Regions from separate parts of the Homo sapiens genome. Here region 2 is linked to region 1. A link is an interaction called in ENCODE POLR2A ChIA-PET data of the cell type or tissue named here. Cell type or tissue: GM12878. All regions are shown on one strand.

Evidence for each region. Peaks named below come from ENCODE experiments on the same cell type or tissue, not always from the same donor. Only the 100,000 strongest peaks of a DNase experiment are listed, where the experiment ranks them.
Region 2: POLR2A ChIA-PET joins it to region 1 with 6 read pairs; 3 of 35 experiments call an interaction of 5 or more read pairs at or near these places.

The regions. Positions count from the first base shown.
Region 1 is chr2:61,295,932-61,300,931 of GRCh38, reverse strand. It overlaps USP34 (ubiquitin specific peptidase 34), which reads left to right. Exons shown (of 80, transcript NM_014709.4): 30 at 4,007-4,132. Among named protein-coding and RNA genes, the nearest start is that of SNORA70B, 120 kb to the left of the region's middle. In GM12878, no CTCF peak of the experiment used is centred here; no DNase peak of the experiment used is centred here.
Region 2 is chr2:61,522,986-61,527,985 of GRCh38, reverse strand. XPO1 (exportin 1) reads left to right here. Exons shown (of 25, transcript NM_003400.4): 3 at 1,465-1,566. Among named protein-coding and RNA genes, the nearest start is that of XPO1, 13 kb to the left of the region's middle. In GM12878, no CTCF peak of the experiment used is centred here; no DNase peak of the experiment used is centred here; H3K27ac peaks cover 292 bases.

The sequences.
Region 1 (5,000 bases):
ACAAATCTTGTTTTGTGTCTCTGTTGAGAGGATATAGTAACTTTAATAAAAGTATAGTTTATAAAACGTTATAAAGTATATAATAATTTTCTCTCCTTTTTTTTTTTTGTTCATTTTTTTTTTGTTTTCTTTTTTTGAGACGGCATCTCACTCTGTTGACCAGGCTGGAGTGCAGTGGTGCAATCTCATCTCACTGCAAGCTCCACCTCCCGGGTTCATGCCATTCTCCTGCCTCAGCCTCCCAAGTAGCTGGGATTACCGGCGTGTGCAACCACACCTGGCTAATTTTTGCATTTCTAGTAGAGATGGGGTTTCACTGTGTTGGTCAGGCTGGTCTTGAACTCCTGACCTCATGATCCACCCATGTCAGCCTCCCAAAGTGCTGGGATTACAGGCATGAGCCACCGTGCCTGGCCCTCAGTAATCTTTTAAGAGTAGTAAAATTGGGCCGGGGCGGTGGCTCACGCCTGTGATCCCAGCACTTTGGGAGGCTGAGATGGGCAGATCACGAGGTCAGGAGTTCAAGAGCAGCCTGACCAACATGGTGAAACCCCGTCTCTACTAAAAATACAAAAATTAGCTGGGCATGGTGCCGTGTGCTAGCTAGAAAGGAGAATGGGGAAGAGGATGGGAGAGTAGAATGGGAGGAATGAAATTGGAAAGGTAGGCAGAGCGAAATAATGTAAACCTTTTGCGTCATCGTGAGTCATTTCCATTTTACTCAAAGTGGACAACATTAAAAGATTTTAAACAGAGGATAAACACATGTTCTGATTTTTGTTTTATACCTAATAAGTTTCTTTGGAGAAAGTAACAAAGTCAGTAAAGCATTTGATATACGAGTCCAGGAACAAGTTGCCCTGAAATAGGATGGCAGCAGTGGAAATAAATCGACAACAGGTCAAAACAACATCACTTGGTGGTGGTTTGGGTTTTAGGAGTAGGGAATGAAGAGGAGAAGGAAGACAGAAATGGCACTGGGTTTCTGGCCTGTGCAACTGGGTGGATTCCATTTGAGCTGAAGGATAGATAGATGCCTGAGGAACATCAAATAGAGATGTCAGGTAATCACTTGGATATATAAGTATGGAGCTCAGAGGAAAAGGTATAGTCTAGAAAAATGGTTTGTGGGTTATCACTATAAAGATGCCATTTATTTTATTATTATTTTTATTTTTGTGAGACATGGTCTCAGTGTGTCACCCAGGCTGCAGTGCAGTGGTATGATCGTAGCTCAGTTGTAGCCTTGATCTCTCAGGTTCAAGTGATCCTGCTGCCTCAGCGTCCTGAATAGGTGGAACTCCAGGTGCATGCCAATGTGCCTGGCTAATTTTTTAATATTTTGTAGACATGGTCTCTCTATGTTGCCCAGGTTGGTTTCAAACTCCTGGCTTCAAGCGATCCTCCCACCTCAGCCTCCTAAAGTGCTGGGATCGTAGGCATAAGCTGCTGTGCCCAGCCTGAAGATGGCATTCAGAGGCAAGAGTATGTGTGATATCACCTAAAGGAGCCATATTCAATCCACTAACTTTTAAAACAATGCCTTTAAATGGGCTTATTCTAAGACCTTTTCATGTATTCATGTAGCTTATGCAGTGAATCACAATTTTGAGATTGAGAGGCAGGTAAAATGGTGGTATTTTGATAGTTTTCCCTGTGTTAGGCTAGTATGCTTTTCTTTCTTCCCCAAGATTGTTAAGTGACTTCTTCCCGTTTCCATGATGTGTTTGATAATGGATGCAGTGGGCTGCCATTGAGCCTTCTGTTTCTTATACCTCAGTTTCTCACGTGATGGTACATTCTTAAATTCCCAAGAAATACCCATTGTTTTTTCAAGCAGAATAATCATTAATAGGTGCCCATGAAACCTCTGTTTTCTCACCTAGTGCTGGTGTTCTGTTCCATGTATTAGGGGAATAATGTGAGGAGGGGGACAAAAATTTGCAGAAGGTTTTTTCAAAAGAGGAGTTGTTCAAATTGGGTCCAGCTACTGTTAAGAGTGAAGAGAAAAGCATTACAGATTTTCCTCAATAAGAAAGCAAATGCCATGTTTGAGGACCTGGGAATACTAGCATAGTGTAATTTAAATACTAGGACAGAAAGGTAGACTGTAACTTGTATCGCAAAAGGACCTAAATGATTTTTTTTTTTTAATCCATCATTATGGCTGGTTTTAAGCAGCAAAATGAGCTCTTTTCTGGGCTTTTAGAAACAAAATTTAGATGTTTGTGTGGAGGATGTAGTAGAGAAAACCAGGACCAGTGATAAGAGATCCTGGGCTGTTATGTTAATAGGCTGTTACGTTAGTCTGAGTAGTGAGACTTAAACCAAAGGGAAAGCATTTCATTGTTTCAGCAGATTTTTTTTTTTTTTTTTTTTTTTTTTTTTTTTTTTGAGACAGAGTCTCACTCTGTCCTCCAGGCTGGAGTGCAGTGACAAGTTATCGGCTCACTGCAACCTCCGCCTCCCAGGTTCAAGTCATTCTCCTGCCTCAGCCTCCTGAGTAGCTGGGACTACAGGCGCACGCCACCACGCCCAGCTAGTTTTTTTTTTTTTTTTTTTTTTTTGTATTTTTGTAGAGACAGGGTTTCACTCTGTTAGCCAGCATGGTCTTGATCTCCTGACCTTGTGATCCGCCCACCTCTGCCTCCCAAAGTGCTAGGATTACAGGTGGGAGCCACTGCACCCAGCTGCAGATATTTTATTGAATCTTATTTTTGGCAGGTTGATAACAGGGATTTTTTGCTGAATAAGATAGGTTTGGCCCTGATGAGAGTTACACAAAAAAGTAAAAATAAAGTATCTTTACTGTGTATGTCTCATGAGACTTTCAGTCATTGCAGAACATACTTATGCACACTTTGAAGATATTTTTCCTTCTAATCCTTTTTTGCATAGAATTCAATATTTCTCTTTTTAATGGTTATTTACAACGGAATGATGAGTTGTTTTATTGAAGAACTGAGTGCCATTTCCTCAAGTATAGCGCAAGTGTTACTCGAGGGTTGCTTCTCTTTGTTCATCAAGCTTGTGAAAGACCAAATTTACCTTGAAACTTTCTAAGATTTCCTTGACATTGGAGAATTGCTTGAACCCGGGAGGCGGAGGTTGCAGTGAGCTGAGATCGTGCCATTGCACTCCAGCCTGGGCTACAAGAGCGAAACTCCATCTCAAAAAAAAAATAAAGATTTTCTTGCCACCAAAGTGCACCATGTTTCTGCCATTATACCAAAAGAACTAAGTTTCTTTTTATAGGCTTATAGAATATCCCTAGACCATGTTATACCAAAGAATCACTGTGATAGTAGCAGTAGTAATAAATTTATACTCCGTGGAAAATACCAAAACTGTCAATTTTAGTTTTTACTCTTTTTACCTCTCAGGGTGGTACTTTAAATTTTTGTTTAATTGCCTATTTCCTAAGTGGTTTTTGAAACGTTGTTTAGCTTACTCTTGCCTTAGCAAGTTTTGGAACTTAGCAAGATTTAACAAATGATAATGGAAAAAAATAGGTCTCTAAAATTGTTTGCTTTCTTCTTAACGTCTGTTCATCTGAGACTGGAAAATGAGGTTTAGATTAGCAACATAAGAGAAACAGGCTCTTTTCCTAAATGGAAGTTCAAGGATTTAATTCACCCAGTCTTTATTGTGCTTAGAATAGTGACCTGCAAAATGGAAATAGATGATTGTCATATTGAAATTTGTTAGAATTTTCTGGCCTTTAAACAGATGTTTTCACTTTTATTTGAAAAGTTTCATGAGGAACATGATCAGTCTTAGAGGAAAGCTTTTCTAGAAAAATGTTCAGTAAGAAGTTGAAAAAACACTGCTTGGCTATTAATTTTCTCAAATATGTATCATATAACAAATGTTTCATTTCTCACTTTTCAAAAAGTGAGGCTAAAAACTATTAGCAAATTTGATCATTACTTTATGCAAAAATTTGAACTTAAAACTTTTTCTTTTCTGATCTGTTTTGATAAAGTAGTTGTTCTTATTTGTGTAGAGCTTACGATGTGAAGAACTTCATCTTCATGCAGAAAATCTGTCTAGGCGGGTCTGGGAGCTACTGATGCTTCTTCCTACATGTCCTAATATGTTGATGGCATTCCAGAATATCTCAGATGAGCAGGTGAGCCCACAAAATCTCTTTACTCTCCTAGAGGCTGTTACCAGTTTACATTCCTATTGACAGTGTAGAAGATTGCCTGTTGATGTACCCTCAGTAAATCTGAATATAGTTTTTACCCATATAGTAGGTAAAAAGTGCCACTGCATTTTAATGTTCATTTGTTTATTTAGTGAGGGTGAATAATGGGTGAATAATGTATCAGAGGCTAAATGTAAGATGAAGATGTTTTCTAAAATTATTGACATTTTATATTAGTGTTTTTTCATATTACAGTATGCTTTTAATATTGTTTTTTGTTCTTAGTAACAAAAAGTAATGTTTAGAGAAAATACACAGAGGTGAAATGATGTGCATCAGTGTTTGTTTTGTGTGCTTATACAAATTAACTGACCAAATTGGAGAAAATGAGGCAAATAAATTTAATATCTGTGTGATAATTTTTTTTCCATATGGACACCACCTCACATGTGTGTTGGGTATCTTTGTAAAGTCTTTAACATTAAAGACTGTTTTAATTTATTTATTTATTTATTTATTTTTGAGATAAGGTATAACTCTGTTACCCAGGCTGGAGTACAGTGGTGTGGTCTCAGCTCACTGCAACCACAACCACGAGGGCTCAAGTGATCCTTCCTCCCCCAACCTTCCCCAGTAGCTGAGACCATAGGCGTGTGCACCATGCCTGGCTCATTTTTGTATTTTTAGTAGAGACAGGGTTTCACCGTTTTGGCCAAGTTGATCTATAACTCCTGACTTCAAATGATCTGCCCATCTCAGCCTCCCAAAATGCTGGGATTATAGGCATGAGCCACTGCTCCTGGCTTAAAGATTGTTTTTAAAATTTGTATAATAAGTAGTTTATTTGAGG
Region 2 (5,000 bases), 230 kb before region 1:
CATTGCACTCCAGCCTGGGTGACAGAGCAAGACTCCAACTTTAAAAAAAAAAAAGAGAGAAAAAAGGAATAAAGGAAGGAAATGGCACTAGGGAAAGGCACAAAGATGACTTCCATAAACTTTAGTTATTTTATGCTAAAAGAAAATCTGATACAAGCACAAGATGATGACTACGTAGATTAGTATTTCTGGGTTGCATGTTAAAAATATGAAAATAAAAACGGAAATAGTTTCCAAAACAAAGATTTTATATATGAAATTAGTGAAATTTCAGAATGGAGAAAGGATGGTTACAATAAATGTTAGGAGCCCTCTTTAAAGAGCTCAAATGGTATGTAAGTATTTGGGATTTGTGGTTTAATTAGACCTAGTTTTCAGCAGTCTTTCCATGAAATGTATTTTTGTATTTAGAGAGATCTTGGTAACTCTTGTAAAGCAGAGTGTCCTGCTACATTACATAACTTACCTAAGTAGGTGTGCTTTTTTTTGTTTTTCTAGAGACAGGGTCTCTGCTCTTTCACCCAGGCTGAAGTGTAGTGGCACCATCATAGCTCGGTGCAACCTTGATTTCCAGGGCTCAAGTGATCCTCCCATCTCGGTCTCCTGAGTAGTTAGGACTATAGGTGCAAGCCACCATGTGCAGCTTTCTTTTTTTTTTTTTTTTGGAGAGTCATGGCCTCGTTACATTGCCTGTCACCTAGACTGGCCAGCTGGTCTTGAACCCCTGGCCTCAAGTGGTCCTCCTGCCTCAGTCTCCCAAAGTATTGGGATTACAGGCATGAAACACTGCTACTGGCCTAGATAAGAATTTTTATATTGTTTTTGGTTGATTTAAGTGCTGAGAACTTATTTGCTTCAGAATAGATCTTTGGTTGAAATGCAGTTCAGTTTTGAGACTAAAAAATAAACCAGATTTACTCCCAAAAATGTTACTGTTTCAAATAAGTAAAATATTTGCACCTTTAAAGATTAGGAGTTGGCTGGGCATGGTGGCTCACTCCTATAATCTCAGCACTTTGGGAGGCCAAGGCAGGCAGATCACCTGAGGTCAGGAGTTCAAGACCAGCCTGGCCAACATGGTGAAACCCCATCTCTACTAAAAATACAAAAATTAGCTGGCTGTGGTGGCACCTGCCTATAATCCCAGCTACTCAGGAGGCTGAGGCGGGAGAATCGCTTGAACCCAGGAGGCAGAGGTTGCAGGGTGCTGAGATCGCACCACTGCAGTCCAGCCTGGGTGATAGAGCCAAGACTCTGTCTCAAAAAAAAAAAAAAAAAATTGGGAGTCATATTTATATAATTTTATTTCTATTTCTGTAAGGTCTAATTTTTGAGTATTTCTGAACATCAATAATAGAATCTCTGTCCAATTAGAATTTGTGCCTTGCTCAGTAGTTTTCATTTTAATGAATGATTCAAAAGAATACATTAGCTTAAGTTTTGTTTTTTTTAATAATATTTTAGCAAAGAATGGCTCAAGAAGTACTGACACATTTAAAGGAGCATCCTGATGCTTGGACAAGAGTCGACACAATTTTGGAATTTTCTCAGAATATGAATACGAAAGTAAGCAAGTGGTGGTTTTAAAATCTGTTATTTCTTTTCTTCCAGTCATAAACTTTGAGGAAGGTATCTCATTTTTAGTATTAGCATTTGTTATCTCAAATTATTTTATATTGTTAATTTGTTTCAAAATTTAGTCTTAAGCATATAATTAATTCTTGCAAATAGTCCTAAGAATTATGAATGAAGTTTTGTAATGGGACTAGTATGCAAGGTGGCTTTTTTGGTTGTCTGATTTTGTTTTTTTCTTTTTAGTATATGTATACAGGTCTAAGTAGCATAAATTCTGAATGTTATTCAGAGATTAAACATAACATTAAGGAATTATTTTGGGCAAGTAATCAATATAATACAGGCCAGGCACCTCTGACACCAAGTTGTGTGGACAGCTTAAAACCCTACTCCATGGCATTGGGCTTCTAATGGGACAGCACTCAGTTTTTATTTACAATGGAAAATGTTATAATTCTGGTCCTTTTTTAAGTTTGAACAGAAGGGTTGATCAAAATGTGTTTTGTCTGTTTTAGGCTTGATGATTCACGCTTCTCTTTAAACTGCCTTAAAGTAATAAATACTATGGCATTCTGTTTAATACACGAAAGGTTTCCACTTGATATACATTGTGTTAAAACAGAAGATAGCCATATTCACATCTGTTTCTGAAACCAGACTTTGTTAATTAACAGTTTTAAAATATTAATTAGTTTTGACATCTTGTAAATTTTAGGTCAAAAATACAGTCCAGAACTTCCTCAAAGTGCTAACCTTAAGTAACATAACAGTGTTTGCCTGTTTGCTTGCCTGGTAAATTTTGCTTTTTATACTGACAGACATTACTAATGTTTAAGTTGATTTATCAACAGTATTTTTAAAAACTCAAATTTGTCTTGTGAAAAATGAGATGATTAGAGGAACAGAAAGAAAGCAACAGGTAAAGAATTCTTCAATTTACATAAATTACAAATGATTTGGTGCTAAATTTATGCACTATGACATTTGGCTTTTATGCAATCATTTTTTTTTCTTTAAAGATGTTAACACTACCTGATATTAATCATAATGTTCCATTATGTTGATTGCTTGTAATAGGAAGAAAAGGGGTGTCTTCCTGTGCAACTGACACAGCTAGGCTTTGACGGCAGGCCTCCACAAGGTCTACCCTTTTGATTCCCTTTAACTGAATTCTGTTCATCAATTGTTTTTGTTTCATGGGCGGTGGGAGGGGAAAGGGGAATTCAATGCATAAAATAAGTATTTCTAAGGGCTCAGTAGAAATTTCTACCATAGGGATCATTTCATGCATTTATTTTTTCATTTAGTCTTTGCTGTTATCTGTCCCTCATCTTCATAACTCAGCAGTGGATTTCTCAAGTTTGGAGATGTAAGGCAAAAGTATAATTCTTCAGAATGTTTGGATTGTAGTGATTTATCATTGGCTTTCAGATTTGACTGTCACTTCAGATTTTTGAGCAAAAATACTAAAAAAAAAAAGAAAAAAAATTCTTTGAAGAGACAGGACCTCTGTTGCCCAGGCTGGAGTGCAGTGGTGTGATTATAGCTCACTGTAACCTCAAACTCCTGGGCTTAAGTGACATTTCTGCCTCAACTTTCTGAGTAGCTAGGGCTACAGGTGCGTGTCACCATGCCTCGCTAACTTACCAATTTTTTTATAGAAGTGGGGTCTCCCTGTGTTGCTCAGGCTGATCTTGAACTCCTGGCCCTCCCGCCTTGGCCTCCCCAAAATGTTGGGATTACAGGCGAGGGCCACTTTGCCTGGCCCCAAATAACATTTTTTCAAAGGAATGTAAATTTTTTTTGTTTTAGTTTCATAGGCAAAGTCTTTATGTCTGGGAGAGATTGGATTTTAGGATATTATAGTAACAGATGTATTCCTTTGACCTAACCTGGGCAAAGCATTTATTGGGCTCCCTGCTTCAACCCCCTTGGCAGAAAGATGAAATATGAATTGTATCTTCATCAAGCTTATGCTACCTTTATACAGTTGTAGAAAATACAGGTTAGTAAATAGTAATTTTAGGTAACAGTATCAAATAGGAAGAAGTAAATAAAAAAGAAAGGACAGTGTCTTTCCATTAAAAATGTAAAAAAGTTTGGTTAAATAAGATGAAGTTATCTTTAAGATTTTTATTTGTAACTATATTTATGGTGGGTTTTGTTTCTTAGTGTTTTAAAGGCTTTTTAATTGATTTTTGGCAAGAGGATATATTGTAAGCAGTGCATTGCTTTGACTTACTGAGTCTTGACAATCTGATTTTGTGCCTATAAAATTAAAGAAAATGCTTAGGGTAGTATGTTTTTAAAAGCTAATTAAGAACTTCAGGCATTTGGACAACTCTCTTTTTTTTACATATTTCTCAGACCTAGACATAATAAATAGATATGTTTTTAAAAGTGAACAGGTTAGAAAGCATCACTATTTACTGCTGATTATGAAACATTTTAATAGCATCAAATTTGTAATTTTAGAATTTTGCTTTGGCCTTGTTTTTATTTTGAAAGTTTTTAAGGAATGTTCTGCAAATGTAGTACTTTAGTTGAAATGGCAAAATTTTCTTGAAGAGTGTGAAATGTTAAAATGAAAGAAAACAGCAAAAACATTCACTGTTTGAGCACAATGTAGTTTGGGACAGTCTATATTGTGCTTTGGATAAAATGAGCATTCACATGATCCCTTTGGTTGAAATACTAATGCTCCTATTTTATTGTGTAATGACTAACCATTTTAAAGATGAACTCTTATTCTCAGCCAAAACTTGCAATCTGAGGTTATATGTCTATATATGAATGAGCTTACCTTTCAGATATTATAGCTGATTCTTCCCTAATTCTCTCAGTTGAAATGTACCACAACGGTTTTGTCCCTTTTCTTCCTCCTGCCTATCCACACTAATTGGTCATAGTAATTCAGGTAGTAACTCCTGGGGCTTTATAAATTATTATAAATATTGTTGACTATTTAGAGTGAGTAATCAGCAGGAGGGACAAAATGGCTTGAAAGTGGTATCTCTGTTTTTTAATTTTTTATACTTTTAGTTATAACTTTCAGTATTTAGGAAGAAATACCTGAAAGGTAGATACAGATTGCAACATGCGTTTGTGATTATTTTGACTGTGCACAAAAGTTTATCTTTAAATTAGTAGAAATAGCAACTATAAGGGTGGGGTTAAAATATAAAATAAACCCATGGGTTGTCTTGCTGCTCCTTAAGTAACACACCAGTGATGCTTGTAAACACTTTCTATAGAAAGTATCTGTGACAATACTTTAATATTTGGCCAAAAGCTTATAACTCCTAGAGGATGGTAGGAAGCTTGATAGCATCCAAGCTGCTAAATTCTTAGGAGCCTGTTCGTGTTAAAGTACGTGAGCCTATGAGCAGTCATTTATGCTGTGAATTCATATCTGGCTGCTACTT